Linked DNA regions of Homo sapiens: regions 2, 3, 4, 5 and 6 are each linked to region 1. The links are chromatin contacts, found by Hi-C or POLR2A ChIA-PET in ENCODE. All regions are on one chromosome and are shown on one strand. Each heading gives the region's core, a stretch centred on a gene start or an enhancer-like site at or near the end of the contact. The rest is flanking DNA. Distances are from core to core; before and after follow the strand shown. Region 1 holds the start of TROAP (trophinin associated protein). Region 2 holds the start of BCDIN3D-AS1 (BCDIN3D antisense RNA 1). Region 3 overlaps FMNL3 (formin like 3). Region 4 holds the start of FKBP11 (FKBP prolyl isomerase 11). Region 5 holds the start of DRC2 (dynein regulatory complex subunit 2). Region 6 holds the start of ARF3 (ARF GTPase 3).

Evidence for each region. A loop is a pair of places that touch in the nucleus more often than their neighbours do. ChIA-PET counts read pairs that join two places held with the same protein, here RNA polymerase II (POLR2A). Pooled maps may share reads with other maps.
Region 2: a pooled map shows a loop between it and region 1 (13-fold over the local background). The contact joins the promoter of BCDIN3D-AS1 here to the promoter of TROAP in region 1. A Hi-C loop is called at or near these places in 1 of 37 single-sample maps with no recorded cell type and 7 of 50 pooled maps. POLR2A ChIA-PET finds 5 or more read pairs at or near these places in 3 of 52 experiments (AG04450, B cell and HEK293).
Region 3: a pooled map shows a loop between it and region 1 (4-fold over the local background). The contact joins the enhancer-like site here to the promoter of TROAP in region 1. A Hi-C loop is called at or near these places in 3 of 50 pooled maps. POLR2A ChIA-PET finds 5 or more read pairs at or near these places in 3 of 52 experiments (GM12878, HEK293T and naive thymus-derived CD8-positive, alpha-beta T cell).
Region 4: a pooled map shows a loop between it and region 1 (8-fold over the local background). The contact joins the promoter of FKBP11 here to the promoter of TROAP in region 1. A Hi-C loop is called at or near these places in 5 of 50 pooled maps. POLR2A ChIA-PET finds 5 or more read pairs at or near these places in 2 of 52 experiments (naive thymus-derived CD4-positive, alpha-beta T cell and naive thymus-derived CD8-positive, alpha-beta T cell).
Region 5: a loop to region 1 is called in a pooled map, with 4 times the contacts of the local background. The contact joins the promoter of DRC2 here to the promoter of TROAP in region 1. A Hi-C loop is called at or near these places in 1 of 50 pooled maps. POLR2A ChIA-PET finds 5 or more read pairs at or near these places in 4 of 52 experiments (WTC11, endothelial cell of umbilical vein, naive thymus-derived CD4-positive, alpha-beta T cell and 1 more).
Region 6: a loop to region 1 is called in a pooled map, with 7 times the contacts of the local background. The contact joins the promoter of ARF3 here to the promoter of TROAP in region 1. A Hi-C loop is called at or near these places in 1 of 37 single-sample maps with no recorded cell type and 5 of 50 pooled maps. POLR2A ChIA-PET finds 5 or more read pairs at or near these places in 3 of 52 experiments (GM10248, H1 and T-cell).

The regions. Positions count from the first base shown.
Region 1 is chr12:49,321,805-49,324,504 of GRCh38, forward strand. It overlaps TROAP (trophinin associated protein), which reads left to right and starts at 1,451. Exons shown (of 15, transcript NM_005480.4): 1 at 1,451-1,545; 2 at 1,800-1,948; 3 at 2,041-2,233. The coding sequence starts at 1,805. TROAP-AS1 (TROAP and PRPH antisense RNA 1) reads right to left here. Exons shown (of 8, transcript NR_120449.1): 1 at 2,688-2,700; 2 at 2,343-2,535. RefSeq lists enhancers at 164-383, 1,525-1,674.
Region 2 is chr12:49,827,042-49,829,957 of GRCh38, forward strand. BCDIN3D-AS1 (BCDIN3D antisense RNA 1) reads left to right here and starts at 1,502. Exons shown (of 3, transcript NR_027501.1): 1 at 1,502-1,703; 2 at 1,894-2,042. It overlaps NCKAP5L (NCK associated protein 5 like), which reads right to left and starts at 1,372. Exons shown (of 13, transcript NM_001037806.4): 1 at 1,281-1,372. RefSeq lists enhancers at 781-830, 1,246-1,824, 1,825-2,403 and a silencer at 1,091-1,500.
Region 3 is chr12:49,661,743-49,664,469 of GRCh38, forward strand. It overlaps FMNL3 (formin like 3), which reads right to left. Exons shown (of 26, transcript NM_175736.5): 5 at 224-307. Among named protein-coding and RNA genes, the nearest start is that of PRPF40B, 40 kb to the left of the region's middle. RefSeq lists enhancers at 1,146-2,084, 1,658-1,817. Within about 2 kb of position 1,414, at least 32 of the 41 ENCODE cell types and tissues checked have a DNase peak (open chromatin) inside an H3K27ac peak, as active enhancers do; they include GM12878, where a contact is called at or near this core.
Region 4 is chr12:48,924,187-48,926,886 of GRCh38, forward strand. FKBP11 (FKBP prolyl isomerase 11) reads right to left here and starts at 1,306. Exons shown (of 6, transcript NM_016594.3): 1 at 1,114-1,306; 2 at 860-925; 3 at 375-462; 4 at 37-70. The coding sequence starts at 1,242. RefSeq lists enhancers at 252-311, 1,572-1,671.
Region 5 is chr12:48,902,862-48,905,561 of GRCh38, forward strand. It overlaps DRC2 (dynein regulatory complex subunit 2), which reads left to right and starts at 1,272. Exons shown (of 8, transcript NM_033124.5): 1 at 1,272-1,607; 2 at 2,085-2,252. The coding sequence starts at 1,476. It also overlaps the pseudogene RPL32P27. RefSeq lists a silencer at 1,229-1,278.
Region 6 is chr12:48,956,098-48,958,797 of GRCh38, forward strand. ARF3 (ARF GTPase 3) reads right to left here and starts at 1,390. Exons shown (of 5, transcript NM_001659.3): 1 at 1,213-1,390. RefSeq lists enhancers at 1-582, 638-717.

The DNA.
Region 1 (2,700 bases), core at 201-2,700:
CTTGTCTCTACAAAAAAACACAAAAATTAGCTGGTGGCAGGCACCTGTAGTCCCAGCTACTTGAGAGGCTGAGGTTCCCACCTCAGGAGGCCGAGGCTGCGGTGAGCTGAGATCGCACCACTGCACTCCAGCCTGGGCGACAGAGTGAGACCCTGTCCCAAAAATGCATAAATAGTAAAACTAGTGAGAGTGAATGAGAGATGGGATATGTAAAGGGAGTGGGAGGAGTTAAGGAGTAACTCCTCGGTTTCTGGCTTGTGTAAGAATAACTTCTGTGATTGGTGGGGAAAATCCACCAGAGTTCTGTTAAGTGTTGTTCATTTCCTGTCCCCCGTTAGGGGTTACCCCTTCCATCTTAAGCAGGATATTCTAGGATCTCTCAGTCTCACAGCCTTGCCCACCAATAACCAGCAGGTGAGCCCCCTCTCCCCAGACCTCTAGATCTGCAAAAGGCAACCTGGAGGCAAGGAAATCCCCAGCTGTGAGTAGCCATTCAATTCTGGTGCTGTGGTAACTGAGTTCAAAAACAATGAGTCTTGTTACCTACCCGTAAAATGAAAGACACCTCATCAGACACCTCACTGGATTGTGAGGCTCCAAGGAGCACACATATTGTTAGGCTCAGTTCGATTCCCTCCAGCCCTCTCCGCCCGTTTGAAGGCAGTTCCTTATCCCGGAGACAACGTACAGATGTTCTCTCTTTCCCTCTTTATTTTTTTTAAGACAGGGTCTCTGTTGCCCAGGCTGGAGTGCAGTGGCGCGACCACAGCTCACTACAGCCTCAACCTCCTGGGCTCAACACGATCCTCCTGCCTCAGCCTCCAGAGCGGCTGGGACTACAAGCGCGCACCACTGCACAGGGATTATTATTATTATTTTATTATTTTGTAGAGAAACGGGTGGGAGTGGTCTCGCTATGTTGCCCAGGCTGGTCTCAAACTCAGCTCAAGAGATCCTCCCGCCTCGGCGTCCCAAAGTGTTGGGATTACAGGCGCCTGCCACCGCGCCCGGACGCAGATATTTTCTATGGGCATCTGGAATGGCGTCCCCAAAGCTTGGCGCCGTGCTATGGTCAAGCCGGGTCGGGGGCTCGGGCCAGCCTTCAACACCGTTGGCAGCAATCGGAACGATCAACTGTACCCTCAGTACCGCGACCTCGCCCGGTCCTGCCAATGGCCGGCCCCTAGCCGGTCCTGAGGCCTCGCGAGAGCTCCCGTGGCTACGCCTTCCCCGGCCTCGGAACGGCCCCATCCTTCCTCTTTCCCCGCCTCCCAGCGGCGCTCCACTCTCGGATTGGCTGATTGATCCGAGTCAGTTTTTTTCCTCGCCAGAAAGCGGTTCGACAATTGGTCCTTCTTTTGGCCCCTCCTGCGATGCCCGCGGATTGGACGGCTGAGTCTGGCTACGCGGGCCTCCGCGGGAGCGCGACCGGGCCAATCAAGAGCTTGGCGTATTTTACAAACTGAGAAAGTAGCTCCAGCAGCACCCGAGAGGGTCAGGAGAAAAGCGGAGGAAGCTGGGTAGGCCCTGAGGGGCCTCGGTAAGGTAAGGCACGGGGGTCTTGAAGGGAACGAAGGCTGCTGGGTTCATAGGGAGGAGGGCAGTTTGGGGCCCGAGGGCGAAAGAGTAGGCTCGGGGTGTCTGGAGATAGCACCCATAAGAGCGGTCTTGCAGGCGCCGGGGGCTTGTGGGCGCGTGGATTAGGGCGGAGGTATCAGGGATGGCAGGACAGGTGCCCCGAGAACTGGTTGATCTTTGATCTTAGATTCTGCCTGCCTTCTTCCCCGTCTCAATTGTAGCCATCATGACCACCCGGCAAGCCACGAAGGATCCCCTCCTCCGGGGTGTATCTCCTACCCCTAGCAAGATTCCGGTACGCTCTCAGAAACGCACGCCTTTCCCCACTGTTACATCGTGCGCCGTGGACCAGGAGAACCAAGATCCAAGGGTAAGAGGGGCCTAATGGGGGAAGACAGTAGTCACACCAGTAATGCACCCCAACACTAAACCTCACCTTTTTGTCCCCGCTCCCTCCCCTAGAGATGGGTGCAGAAACCACCGCTCAATATTCAACGCCCCCTCGTTGATTCAGCAGGCCCCAGGCCGAAAGCCAGGCACCAGGCAGAGACATCACAAAGATTGGTGGGGATCAGTCAGCCTCGGAACCCCTTGGAAGAGCTCAGGCCTAGCCCTAGGGGTCAAAATGTGGGGCCTGGGCCCCCTGCCCAGACAGGTACCTGTTGGAGCCATGGTAACACGGCCTCCATGGCTGAGTAGGGGACTAGGAAGGGTAAAAGTGGGGTTTTGGGGTTTTGCACTCACTCCTGCTGTCTCCTACTTACTGTGATAGTCCTGGTCCCAGCTCCTGGAAAGCTCTTTGCTCTTAGAAGATCTCCCTTTCCTCCAGCAAAATGTCATCTCGCCAGGTGCCATGGCTTGTACCTGTAATCACAGCTACTCAGGAGGCTGAAGCAGGAGGATCACTGGAGGCCAGGAGTTGGAGACCAGCCTGGATGACAGAGGGAGATCCCATCTCTTTAAAAAATAAATAAATAAATAAATAATAAATATCACTTCTTCTGAAGCCTTTTCCAGTTCCCCATGTCACAATCAGTTGCTCTGTGTTCTCCTAATACTTTGCAGCACTTCTTTTATAACATGTATATACCTTGGCTTGAGTCTGTTACCTGTCTATAGTTT
Region 2 (2,916 bases), core at 252-2,751, 510 kb after region 1:
GACCAATTTGAGAAGTGAATTTTCCTATCACACAAGGAGTCTCAGAGAGCCAGATGGCGTAATGTCTGCAAGGGAGGGTCTGCAACAAGGCAAATGGGCTATGTTCATTTTCCCCGAAAGTACTGACCACAAAACGGTAAGGCATTGACACTCTTTCTACTGCTCCCCAGGCCACCCCTGCCCGGGCCACTTCCTCTGGCTGACCATTGTGCTTAAGAAGGAGGACCCATGACAGACGCGGAGAAGTGGGAGGGAGGGATTGCCTCTACAGCCAGAGAACTCCTTAGCCCAAGACCCCCAGCTCCTCAGCAAGGCAGGCCTTTAAGAAGTAGCAGCTGGACAGACTAAGTGGACTCAGCTGATCCAGCCCTGGGATGCCTGGAAAACCAGGCCTGTGGGAGGTGAGGGCCCTCTGTGCCCTTGGGGCCGTGCCAGGACTGGAGATAACGCGGGACCTTGGGCCCAGGACAGGGAGAGGGGAGCTAGGATCCGGGCAGCCGCTTTCTTAGTTGGGCTAAGCCAGGGAAGCGTCGGGCACAGATGAATTCTCTGCATTCTTCTGGCACCGCAGCCAGCACCCAGAGGGCCTTTTCTGCAGACGCTGCCCTGTCCCTGCTCCCTGCCCAACCAACCCTTCTCCCTCCCTTAGCTTCTCTTCAGCGTGCAGCCCACCAGGTCCTTCCTCCTTCCCGCAGCCCCTCAAAGCCTTTGAAGGGGCTGTTCTCTAGGAGACCCGGTCTTTCCGCCTCTCCCCGCCTTCCCCAGGCCCTACCGCCCCAGGCCACGGGGAATGGGAAGGAGTGCGAAAGGGAGCCCCAGGCTCGTCTCCGCGCCTGCGCTTTGGGGAGAGAGCCCCTCCCCCCGCAATAACCCGGCACCGCTAAGCGGCACCCGGACGGTGGGATGCGGGTTGGGTGGGGTGAGCAGCTGGGGCAAGGTCAGTGCTTTCAAAGAGGGAGGGGAGCCCGGCCCCCGGAACATCCCCCACTCCCGAAAGTTTCCCTTCCGGGGCCACGGAGTGTGCGCGAGGATGGCGCGGGGGGCGGGAGGGGGTGGGGTGGGGGTGCACAGAGTCGCAGCCGGACCCCCGAGGAGGGTGCGGCTGGAGGGAGGGACGGAGGGGCGGGCAGCAGGGTTTGGGCAGGAAGCCGCGACGCCCTCTCCGACTCTGTACTGCCACGAGAGCCTTACCCTCCACACCCCACTCCCCCCGGCCCGGAGCTACAGATCGCCCCCCCGCACTCGCCGCCCTTTCAATCCCAAGTAGACCCAGAACTCACCGAAATCAGGTGTTGAGCTGGGCCAGGGCAGGCCGGATCCGCCAGGTCCATGGCCGCGGCTTGGGGGCGGGGGGCAGAGAAAGGGGGGTGCCGGAGCCGCCTCCTGATGTCAAGGCTTTAAAGGGGCCGGGGAGCCCCGCCCCTGGCCCTGACCCCGCCTCCCTCCTCCCTAGCAGCCAATCCACGTTCAGCCTGGATGCGCGCCCCTCCCAGCCCCCTCCAGATGTTCCCAGGACGCGAGCTAAGTCTGCCCGGCCGGCGCGCGCCGCTTCCGCTTTGGTGGGAAGGACCTCCCTTCCCCCTTATAGAAACACTTTCTCCAGGCCGGGCCGGGCTTGGTAAACCTCAGCCGTGCCTGGGTAGAGGACGCCGGGCTGGGCCGAGCGGGGGTGGAATGAGGGCGTCTAGAACAGAGAAAACTAAGTAGGTGCGCGCGGGCCCACAGGCATGCGCGTTTGCTTCTGTGGGGCTGGGCGTGCACGTGTATGTGTGGTTGTGAGCGTCGGTGTTTGTAATTTGCTTTTCTGCATACGTGTTGGGTGTAAATCCATGGGGGAAAGGCTTGAGTGCCTCTTTGGCCTTAAATGCTCCCGCCTCTCTCTTCCTTCTCCAGGATGGGGTCGTCCCCCCAGTAATCTGGAAAACAGTTACAGCAACAGGCTCCTCTCATCAGACGGCAGTGCTGGTCGTTTCCTCACTGGTTTGCGGGGAAGGCTGGGCAGAAAAAGGATGCAACCTTGTTCTCAACCACTTGCTATCTCGGTGAGGATGAGGAAAAGCAAACAGCCCATCCAGGCCCCTGCAGAGCCTCAGAGCTTCAATATCATTCCCATTAGTCCTTAATTAAACACCTATTTGCCCTTGCCTAAATACCGTATAACCCTCACAGCCTGCATTGTAGTGACTGCCCCAGAAATGTAGGTTCTCACCTGGGTTCTGCAGGGAAATACGAAGGAATCCCTAGGTACAGTCTCCGCCTACTTCATTAAAATTTCTTTTGTTGCGAGTATACAAAGGATGCAGCTTAGAGTATCATATTAGTCCAATAAAGGAACATAAAAAGTAAGGCAAGTTAGGGTGCTCAGATTGGCTAGGATTAAGAGTTCTTTTCTGAAGGAGGTTTATTTAAATACGGAATTTGAAGGGCAGAGAGAGCTTGAGTAGGGTCCAGGCAGGGTAAAGGCCACAAGGAGATTCAGATAGGAAAGAGCAAATTATCTGCGTGGGACCGTGAGCAGATCACCGTGGTACGTTGGGAAGTGGGAGAAATTAATGGAGGAGGTTTCTTATGGAGGAGAGCAGAATAAGGATATGGATGTGACAAGACATAAGATAAAGAAGTCATTTTGGGTTCTTGAGCATAGAGGTAGTTTGATGAAAAGAGTGCCCAAGGACAGCTATTACTGGAACCTAAAAGATGTCTTGATGGGTACCCCCACCAGCTTTCTCATTTTTTTGCTTAAAAAATATTTTATTCTTTTCTTTTCTCTGAGATGGAGTCTCACTCTGTCCCAGGTTGGACGGAGTGCAGTGGCACAATCTCTGCTCACTGCAACCTCCACCTCCTGATTTCAGGTGATTCTCCTGCCTCAGCCTCCCAAGTAGCTGGTATTATAAGAGTGCACCACCACACCTG
Region 3 (2,727 bases), core at 164-2,663, 340 kb after region 1:
ATGCATCTTATCTTCTACTCCAGCCAAGTGCCATTCTTCACTGATCCCCAGACATCTCCGGGCTTGCCTGCCTACTTCCACACCACTGCTTGGGCTACTCCTTCCTGTCCAGGATTCCCATTTCCATCTTCATTGTTGAACTCTCACCCTTCCTTATCAAAGTAGAATGGAACTATGTCCTCCCCCAACTGGTCCCCAACTTCAGCCCCGGGGTGGTACTCACATGACAGAACACTGGGCAAAGGACAGGTAATCCACCAGTACATCCAGGCCTTTGTTTTCATCATTCAGAAATTCCCGCACCCACCTGCAGATAAAGGAAACACAGTGGAAGGGGTCTGCTAAAAGTGGGTCAAGGATGAGGGGGGTGACATGCCTCTGACCCAACACCTCCTCCTCCTGGAACCCAGCACCAGGCTAAGAAAATTCTGAAGATCAAAACCCATGACAGACCCATCCACGGTCATGGACTTCCCCTAGGCAGGGAAGTCAGGGATGGGGAAAGTTCAGGCCCTTCTAATGCCACTTGCTTTATCGTGAAGGTGCTTCAGACAAACAAGCTCTCAGGTACTCCCTCCTTAAGGGCCAGACCCTGGCTCAATTATTTTCTGCATCCCTCCACATGTCCTTGCTCAGTGTTTGTTGGAAGAATTTAGGAAGCATCAAGAGCATTTACTACAGGCCCGTGTGCAGAGTTGTGCTTGACCGAAGCCAGCAAGTCTCCAACTTGACTGAAGCCTCAGTCAAGACCCCAGCAGGAAGGGTCAAGGAGAGCTCTGGAACAGAGGCATCCTGGGGCAAAGCACTCTCTACTAAGTTTAAGGAGAGGAGTTTTAGAAAGCAGTGAGCAGAGATGTATAGAAGTTCTGTATTTAGTCATGTTGAGTTTGGCAGAACCAGAAAAAGCATGGGAGATGAACAGGAACTCAAGGAACTCCAGGATGTCTATGACCACTCAGAGTCAACCTGAGTACGTGGGTCCCCCTCAGCCAGGAAGGTAGACAACAAAGCACCTAAGGACCATATCCCAGGGCATTATTTTCCCTTCTGCTTTCAGTTCTTTTGGGCTGAGATATTCCTGGAATGAAAGTCAAGGGCAAATCTAGGGAACTGTTATATGACAGGTTCATTCCATAGCAGAAACATAAAACGCTCAGGATGAAACCCTAATCTAGAGTGCTCTACTCCTTCAGAATTTCTGGGGGTCTTTATAGGAAAGCTCCTCCCAAACTGCCCTGCGGGGCCTTTCTCCCCAACAGCTGGAAAACCAGTGCCATGTTGGCCAGCCACACCCCAAACTACAGAGAGACTCTGGAGCTACAACACCAGGCCCAGCTGAGATTAGGCAGCAGGCTCTGGCTGAAGCTGACTGACACCGGAGCTGCCTGAAGTTAGCTTCCTCTCTGGGGGCCAACAGGCCTCCCGTTTCCTGTCTGTCTGCTCTCCAGCTCCCCACCCCCTTCTCATTTCCTGTCTGAGTCTATACTGCTATTTCGGGATCTTGACACTTTGAGGAGAGGTTAAAGGGTGCTTAGGCAAGGCACAGAAACCAATACAAACCAGGGAAAGAGGAGCTGGAGAGGCTCTGGAATCCCACTTCCCAGCCTATCCCTCTCCAGAACCTGAGTTCCCATCTGCTGCTCCTGCACACCCAACTTCTGCAAGCCCTGGGGCTGATCAGGCTGTGACCAAAGCAGGATCCTCCTCTCCCCACCTTGCCCTGGGTTCCTGCCACCCTGAAGCACCCACAATCTGACAAACTCTTCCTGCCCAGAAATCCAGGAAGGATCTTGGTCCTTCCACATAACTCTACCCAGAGAAGCCGCAGTTCAGATGGCAGGCATGCCTAAAATGCCAGGCACTGAGCTATTCCCTGGGAACAAAGGACCAGGTCCAGGACCTCTAACTTGTGTGCCAACTGCCAAGAGGCCCCAGGCCTGGGAACCACGCTGCTTTGGACATAGCTCCTGGCCAGCAGCCAGAGGGGCAGGCACCAGGTAGAGGGGGCAGGCAGCAGGGACTATCATAAACTGCTCTGTGGCCTTCTCCCAATAAAAGCACACCCCTATCCTCAGATGACTACAGCAAGACTTAATCAAGAAAACAAGGCTAGGTACTAGTGGCTCCACTTTGGGATCCTCAAGGAGGATCACTTGAGCCTAGGAGTTCAAGACCAGCCTAGGCAACTATCTCTACTAAATTTTTTTTTTTAAGTGGCCAGGCAGGCCAGGCACGGTGGCTCACATCTGTAATCCCAGCACTTTGAAAGGCCAAGACAGGCAGATCACTTGAGCCCATGAGTTTGAGACCGCCTGACCAACATGGTGAAACCTCATCTCTACTAAAAATACAAAAATTAGCTGGGCGTGGTGGTACACGCCTGTAGTCCCAGCTATTCGGAAGGCAGAGGCAGAATGGCTTGAGCCTGGGAGGCAGAGGTTGCAGTGAGCCAAGATGGCGCCTGGGCGACAGAGCTAGACTCCATCTCAAAATATAAATAAATAAATAAAATAAAATGGCCAGGCATGGGTGTGTGCCTGTGCTCCCAGCTACTTGGGAGGCTGGGATAGGAGGATCACTTGAGCCCTGGAAGTTGAGGCTGCAGTGAGTCATGATCATGTCACTGTACTTTATCCTGGGCAACAGAGCAAGACCCTGTCTTAAAAAACAAATAAACAAAAAGAAGACAGAAGGGCTGAGAGGGACAGAAGGGACCTATGGAGGAAT
Region 4 (2,700 bases), core at 56-2,555, 400 kb before region 1:
GGGGGTACCCAGGCCCACCCCTGCCGAGATACTCACCCCACACACATGTCGAGAAGACTCTGCTCCAGACCTTGAAGAAGAAGACACAACTGAACTGGAAGCTATCCACCTTCCCCAAATCCCATGACATGAAGATCAAAGTCTTCCTCCTCCATCCTCAATTGACCTTTCCCTCACTTCTTAAATCTCTGGCTTCCAATAGGATATGGGACAAGTGGAGTACTAGAAGTGAGGTTTGAACCTCAGGAGGTAACTCGTAGAGCCCTAGGGTCTTACTCATTTCAGGGGGGATTTCCAGGGCAGCTTTGGAGCCGAAGAGGCTAAGAAAGGGCTTAGGTTGGGAAGAGGTGGAATGGGAGGCACAGGTCACATACCTGGAATCACCTGCTTTTGGCCAAGTTCTATAACCAGAGGGTCTCTGGTCAGGGAGGTGTCAATAATACGTCCATCTACCAAGCTTCCCTGGGGGGAGAGAGCATCAAGAGCATACATCTAGCACCCTCTCCCTCCCAGCAGGCGCGCAACACACACCTGGACCGCTGGGCGGCGGCAGCCCCCTTAGTGCGGCAGCCTAGCGTTCCCCTTACCGCTGTAAGGAACAGGAAGCCCCAGAAGGCTGGCGCTTCTCGGAGATCTCTCCACCCTGCACTTCTCCGTGCCAGGTAGGAACTGGCAGAAAAGCAAGGAGGGAAAAGAGGCACGGAAGAGCAACGTCTCTCCCCTCGCCACGTGCTCGACGACCCCAGAGCCCCGAGTTTCTTCTCCCGAACCGCTTGCCACGTGTCCAAGCCAAAGCTGACGTGTTTCAGCAGGGCGCCGCCCCCTCCCAGGCCCCGCCCCGGCCCCCCAGACCCCTCACCGTGTAGTGTATGTGAAGCGTGTCTCCAAAAGCAGCGGGCTCGGCACATGGTTCTGGGGGCTCCACCTACGATCGGACTACAGGGGTCACGGATGCTCTTCCAAAGATCCCGTTCTCGCCCCTAGACCCGGCACCACCCCCAACTCAGTTCCCGCACTTCCTCTCCTCCCGGCTCCCAGGTTCGCTGAGACCCCAGTATTACCACCCAACAAGGCTCGGCCCACGGGGGCTGAGGGTCGGGACTATCTCCTCACCAGGGTCTCCACTTGGAGGGTCCGGACGGGACTTTCGGTTTCGAGCCCAGCCTCAGCCCGGCACACCGCCGCACTGAGCAGCAGCAGCAGCAGCAGATGGAGCGGGAGGAGTGAGGGGCGCAGGGTCATGACTGGGCGCGGGGCAGGGAGCCGGGGCACCAGGACAGGCTGTTCGGGTGGCGGCAGCCAGGACAGCGTTCCCGCGGCGCCCAGGCCAGACTGGACGGGACGGGGCGGGTCGCGATGCTAGAGCTCCTCCTCCTGCAGCCCTTCCTCCACCTTGTCCCCACCTCCGAAAGGGAGGAGGCCGAGGGGCGCCCTCTGTACCCTCCAAGATCCGGAGGGCGCAGGTTCTGACGCATCCGTTAGACGTTCTGTCCTATAACGTGGGTCGGGCCAAACAATAGCACCCATTTACGATTACCTACTGTGTGTCAGGAGCTAGTCTCTAATCCTCAAAACCACCCTGAAAGGTCGGCATGATTGTTTCCATTTTACAGATAAGGCACAGGGTGCTCAGGATGTGCCCAAGGTCATCAGGCTAGGTGGTGACAGAGACAGGATTCAAACCCAGGACTGCCTGAGTCCAACGTGGTTGCTGTCTGTTCTTCCAAGTCGTCTCCTTGTGGCTATCCTGGCAGTGTCTGGCTGGCAGACCCCACCCAGGCAGTTCTCATTCCTCTCCGACCTCCAGCTACTTCAGCTTGAATTTCTGGAGGTTATAGATCCAAGTATCCGAAATAAGGCAGGGGGCTGTCCTATCCCTGTCCTTTGAAAAGCTAGCTGAAAAGAGCAAGGAGCTGTTATCCTGTAAGAACAGGGTAAATCCCTGATCTTTTCCTCTGGTGCTACTATTTCCTTTCTCCTTTCATCAACAAACTTCTCAAAGGGCAGCACACGTAATCCATTTATGTAAAGACTTCACTTTTTTTTTTTTTTTTTTTTTTGAGATGGAGTCTCGCTCTGTGGCCCAGGCTGGAGTGCAGTGGTGCCATCTCCACTCACTGCAACCTCCGCCTCCCAGGTTCAAGCGATTCTCCTGCCTCAGCCTCCCAAGTAGCTGGGATTACACCCGCCACCACGCCCGGCTAATTTTTGTATTTTTAGTAGATAAGGGGTTTCACCATGTTGGCCAGGCTGGTCTCAAACTCCTGATGTCAGGTGATCCGCCTGCCTCGGTCTCTCAAAGTGCTAGGATTACAGGCGTGAGCCACCAGATTTCTTTTTTTTTTTTTTTTTTTGAGGGGGAGGAGTTTTGCTCCTGTTGCCCAGGCTGGAGTGCAATGGCGCGATCTTGGCTCACCGCAACCTCTGCTCCCGAGTAGCTGGGACTACAGGCATGCGCCACCATGCCCAGCTGATTTTGAATTTTTAGTAAAGACAGGGTTTCTCCATGTCTGTCAGGCTGGTCTCGAATTCCCAACCTCAAGTGATCCACCCACCTCGGCCTTCCAAAGTGCTGGGATTACAGGTATGAGCCACCACGCCCAGCCCACTTTTTAAAAGTTTTTGTTGTTGTTGTTTGTTGAGACGGAGTTTCACTCTTGTCGCCCAGGCTGGAGTGCAATGGCACGATCTTGGCTCACT
Region 5 (2,700 bases), core at 22-2,521, 420 kb before region 1:
TCAAGCTAGTCTCGATCTCTTGGGCTAAAACGATCCTCCCGCCTCGGCCTCCCAAAGTGCTGGGATTACAGGTGTGAGGCACAGCGCCCAGCCTGCATATTCTTTTTGAGGTTCATCCACATTGTAGCTGGTATCCATAGTTTGTTCTGAATAATATTCCATTGTATGGACATAGCATATTTTGTCTACTCATTCACATGTTAATGGACATTTAGGTTGTCTCCAATTTTTCCAACTGGGCTATTATGAGTGAGACAGATAAGAAAATTCCTGTGCAAGTTTTTGTGTGTATACATGCTTTCATTTCTCTTAGGCAGATCCCTAAGAGTGAAATTATTGGGTCACATGGTAAATTTATGTTTAACATTTTAAAAAATTGCCAAACTGTTTTCCAAAGTGGCTACACCATTTTACATTTCTACCACCAATATATGAGGGTTCTCGTTTCTCCACATTCTCTCCAACACTTATCTTTTTAAAAAAGGTTTTTGTTGTTGTTGTTGTTTGCAGTTTTTACAGTTTTATTTAAACAGAAAACATACACATGAGCTGTCTACTCATTTTCTTTGCTGCGCAGCCTGGGATTGGGGTTGGTGACTCTGACGGCCAGCTGGGCAGCTCTTTTCCACGATGGCTTTGCGGTTCTTGGAGGAAACATTGTGAGCGATCTCAGCACAGTAAGATTTGTTGCACAACAGCAGCACTTCCAGCTCCTTGACGTGTGGACCAGGAATTTCCGGAAGCCACTGGGCAGCATGTGCTTTGTTTTCTTGTTGCTCCCATAATCAATGTTGGGCATCAAGATCTAACCCTTGAACCTTCCACGAACCCTGTTGTCAATACCTCTGGGTTTCCGCCGGTTACGCTTAATTTTGACATATCGGTCAGACTGGTGCCGGATAAACTTCTTGGTTCTCTTTTTGACGATCTTGGGCTTCCCAAGGGTTCTGAGGACGGTTTATAAAAGTGCACTGAGGGGAGGCTGAGACAGGAGAATTGCTTGAACCCGGGAGGCGGAGGTTGCAGTGAGCCGAGATCGTGCCCATCCTAGGCGACAGAGAGAGACTCTATGTCAAAAATAAATAAATAAATAAATAAATAAATAAATAAATAAATAAATAAAATGCACTGAGGAGACAGATTTTTGAGAGTTAAAAGGACCCTCTCAAAAACCGACCGCGGTCCTCCACTGGGTAGGGGGCGCTCCAAGACAGGGACTCTTCTAGCCTGTTGCCTCTCCATGTTAGCGATATCCTCGTTGCTAGGAGACTAGACGCGTCTTACAGTGGGAGAGCTCAGCCTCACTGATAGCCGGGGATCTCTCCTGTTCGAGGGCTGAGATCTCCGGTCCCACAACCGCCCACAACCAGGGGCACTTCTGGAAGTCCCCTTTCTAGGGACATTTTTCTTCTAAGCTCTGTAACGCGGGCCGAGGCAGACCGAGGCTTCTTTCCCGGATCCAATCCCCTGCCCCCATGCCTAAGAAAGAAAAAATGGCCAAGACGCCCCTGTCCGATGAGAAGCAGCTGCTTCTGTTTCAGCAGAAGTTGCTGGCAGAGGAGGAGATGGCCAAAAAGAAGGAGAGGCTCCTCAGCCAGTTCTTGAAGGTGATGGCCTTTTGCATTATGTCCTGCTCAACCCCATCCACCCCCTGCCCTGGCCCTGTCACTGAGGAAACCTCATTTTCATCCTGACCTCCCCTCCTCCGGAAATCCTGAGACCCAGATATACTTAGATTTCAGGCAACATTGTTTGGGAGGCGGGGGTGTTCTCTGCGAAGCACGGAGGGGGTGCGTGGTATACGGCTTGGCAATCTTTACTGAATCCCAGAACTGGGACCGTAGGTCCTGTCAGCTGTTCCAGCTGTCTGGAATGCTGATATTCTCCCTGGAGATAGGTCATTACAAACAACATCCTACTCTGATGCTCCCACCCTGAAGGAAATTCACCCTTGCCCTCCCTAAATGCCATCAGGCCGTTCCCATCGAAAAGGGGTAAGGTGTCAGCTGATAAATTAAGAGTGATCTTGTTTGTTGTACTGAAAGGCCCTGACTTCCTGGAGGTATATTTATTCCTTCACACAGGACAAGCTGGCCAAGGAGGAACACAACAGTGCTCTGAACCTTAATAAGATTAACACACAGTGGAGAACTGTCCTTCGGGAAGTCAAGACCAGAGAACTTCATAAGGACATTGAGATCCTCAGCCAAACATTTGAACGAGTGGTGGACTGTAAGGACAATGTCATCAAGGTAGGCACTCTTTCCAAGGAAACCTTGAGTATGGCTTCCTGACCTCTTAATAGAATGAGCCTAGTGAATCCATCTTAAAGCCCTCACAAGACACAGGCTGTGAGAAAGCCAGGCTATTGGTAATAATGGTTTTCACAGAAATAAAAAATAGAATATTGGGCTTTCATCCCTCTCTCCCTTAGAGGACCCACTCTTCTTGTCATCTATTGCCCAAAACCAGTACTATCCAATAGTAGAGTCATAAGGCACAGTAGACATCACCCAGTGACTTGAAATGAGTCCCACACCTTCATTTCAATGTCAGAAGGCTCAGTTCCAGAGGGGAACTGACTTGCCCAAGGTCACATAGCTAGTCAGTGAGAGAACCAGGACTCCAGCATGTGTTTATTGATTCCCACTGCAGTGCTCCATTCAACTAAATTGTTTGGCCTCTTGATTCAACTTCAGT
Region 6 (2,700 bases), core at 140-2,639, 370 kb before region 1:
CTGATTGAGGACAGGGAAGGAGGTATGCAGCGACTAGATTCTGTCCTGTTGCACTGACCCAAGCAATCAGACTCTTGCAGCAGATCTCCTCCCAATAAAACTTTCATGCCATAGACCAGGGGTGACCCAATCCAACAACAGCAGAGACAGGTTTTAGGTTACATTTCTCCCTCACCGGGACGGCCTTACTATTTCTTCTCACTCCTGACCACATACCACAATCCTCCACCTCCACCACCACATTCCTCCTGGCCTGGAAAGATGGAGACCCGCCTTAATGCAATCAAGACGGGAATTCCCCCAAAATAACAGCTACCACTTTGCTAATCAAGTGGCCCGTTTTAACAGGGAACTCCACCTCCCCAACTCCCGCCCCTTCCCTCAAACGATTCGCGTAAGCAATGGCTCCATTTTCTGTTCCGGGAATCCTGGTACTTCCTAAAGAAAGAAAGCGGATTGGAAGACACAAACTGAGGGCCAGTGACAAGATGCTCCCTCCTCCTGTGAGACCGCCCCCGCTCCGCCTGGGGAGGAAGGCCCCACCTCTCTTCTCCCAGGAAGATCAGATCCCCCTCCTCCTTCTCCTGCCTCCTCTCCACCCTCTCCCCACTTGCTGCCCTCTTCCCAACCTGCGGTTCCCTAGACTCGAAAGCGCAACCTCTACCACAATAGCGCCCATGTGGTGCCCCAGCAGCCTGCCCTGTTGGCTAACCCCCAACCCCCCTACGCACCCCTGCCCTATGATGGGGGAGGGGGTGTAACCACAGCAAGGCTTCTCTCCCGTCTCCTATTGCTAAGGTGGGGGAGGGAGAGGGAGTAGAAGAAAGCAGCATTCCCTAGCCCTTTAACAGAAAAGATACAAACAGCCATCACCGCCCCCTCATCACCTCTCCTCGGACGGTTTTCCTCTCCCTCAACAGCACACCTCCTGCAGGCGACAACCTAACTGCAGCCCAGGTCGCCCCCTTGAGCGAGGCGGAGGACAAATCCGTGTGCGCCCCCCACCCCCACCCCAGCTCTGCGTCCTTCAAATGCGGGGGCAGGCGTGAAGCTGGCCCGACGCACCCTCTCTGAGCTCTCGGGTGGGAAGAATCCCACCGCCCCACGCCAAGCAGTGCCGGGCGGGGCCCGGGAGGCGCTCTATCTCCTCAGCCCTCACCCTGACCGAGCCTCTTCTCTACCGGGACCCGCCTTCCCTTCCCAGCCTCTCACCTGTTCCTGCTATCAGCTGCGCCGCTGCGGCCGCCGCCTCTGCCCCGCAGGTTCCGCTCCGCTCCCTCTGGCTCCCCAAGCCGACTTCAGCCCGGCTGCTGCCCTGGCCCACTCCCCGGCTCCCTCCTTCCTTCCCTCCACCTAGCACCGGAAGCCGCGACGGCGACTGGAGCTGTGCGGCGTACCCCCACCCCCAGCCCGGGATACTTCCCACCTCCCCGATCGCGCGATAGCTGCGCGGTAGCTAGCGGCAGTTCTCGCGAGACCCATCACCATGGCAGCGGCTGCAGCACCGGCGGCCGGGCGCTGGAGCTGGAGTCAGGGCGGGGGCAGGTGTGGGGGCTGTGGGCGGCGGAGGCGGGAGCCGTGAATGGGGATGAGACAGTGAGGACTGAGGTGACAATCCCAAGCTCCAGGGTTGTGCCTGGAATTTAAGGACTGAGGCGGCAAGTTGGCTGCGTAGGAGACGGGCTGGGCTGCGGGGCCCAGGGGCTCCTTGGGCAAAGCCAGCATCGGGATATGGGTGAACAGTCGTTGCTGTGGCATGCCTTACCCAGCCAGACTTCATCTTTATTTCTTAATCTGGGCTAGCTGCCATCCCCTGAAAGCCCTCACCGCACCATTGTTGTTGCTCACTATTCCTGAGACTAGATTACTGTGGGGTCTGAATCAAGAGATCCTTTCCCATAAGGAAGAGGAAGGAGAGTGATGAACTTAAGAGGCTAAAGGAAAACAGCTGGACTCTGAGCCAGTTAAGTTGGAACTTGAAAGACGGAGAGTGGAAACCTAATATTCAGAAGTGTGGTTTGAGGAAGTGTGCCTAGATGAGTAGGGATTTTAGTATCCCAAGGAAAGGTGAAGGACTTTGCACCCATATTTCTTGCTTCCTACCCACTCCTACTTCCCTCACACTCCGTTTTGCACCTGGTCTAGACATGCAGAACTGCCTTGAAACAAAAATAGCTGTGATAGAAGGGCACTAGTAATGCTAAGAACAGAAGGTTCCTTTTTTTTTTTTTTTTTTTGAGACAAGAGTCTCACTCTGTCGCCCAGGCTGGAGTGCAATGGCACCATCTTGGCTCACTGCAACCTCTGCCTCCCGGGTTCAAGCGATTCTCCTGCCTCAGCCTCCTGAGTAGCTGGGATTACAGGCGTGAGCCACCGCGCCCGGCCAATAGAAGGTTCTCTAAGTGCCCTCTCTCCTCATTTACAGCAGTATAAGGGAATGAACACATGGCTCTTCCCTAAGGCTTGAGCCCAAATTGTTGCTCTTATGAATTTATTGCCTTGGTTGATTTTGTTTGTTTGTTTCCTTGCTTCCAAGAAGAACTAAGCTGGGGCCAGGCCCTGTGTTCACACTTGTAATCCCAGCACTTTGGCAGGCTGAAGTGGGCAGATCACTTAAGGTCAGGAGTTTGAGACCATCCTGGCCAATATGGTGAAACCCTGTCTCTACCAGAAAATACAAAAATTAGCCGGGCATGGTGG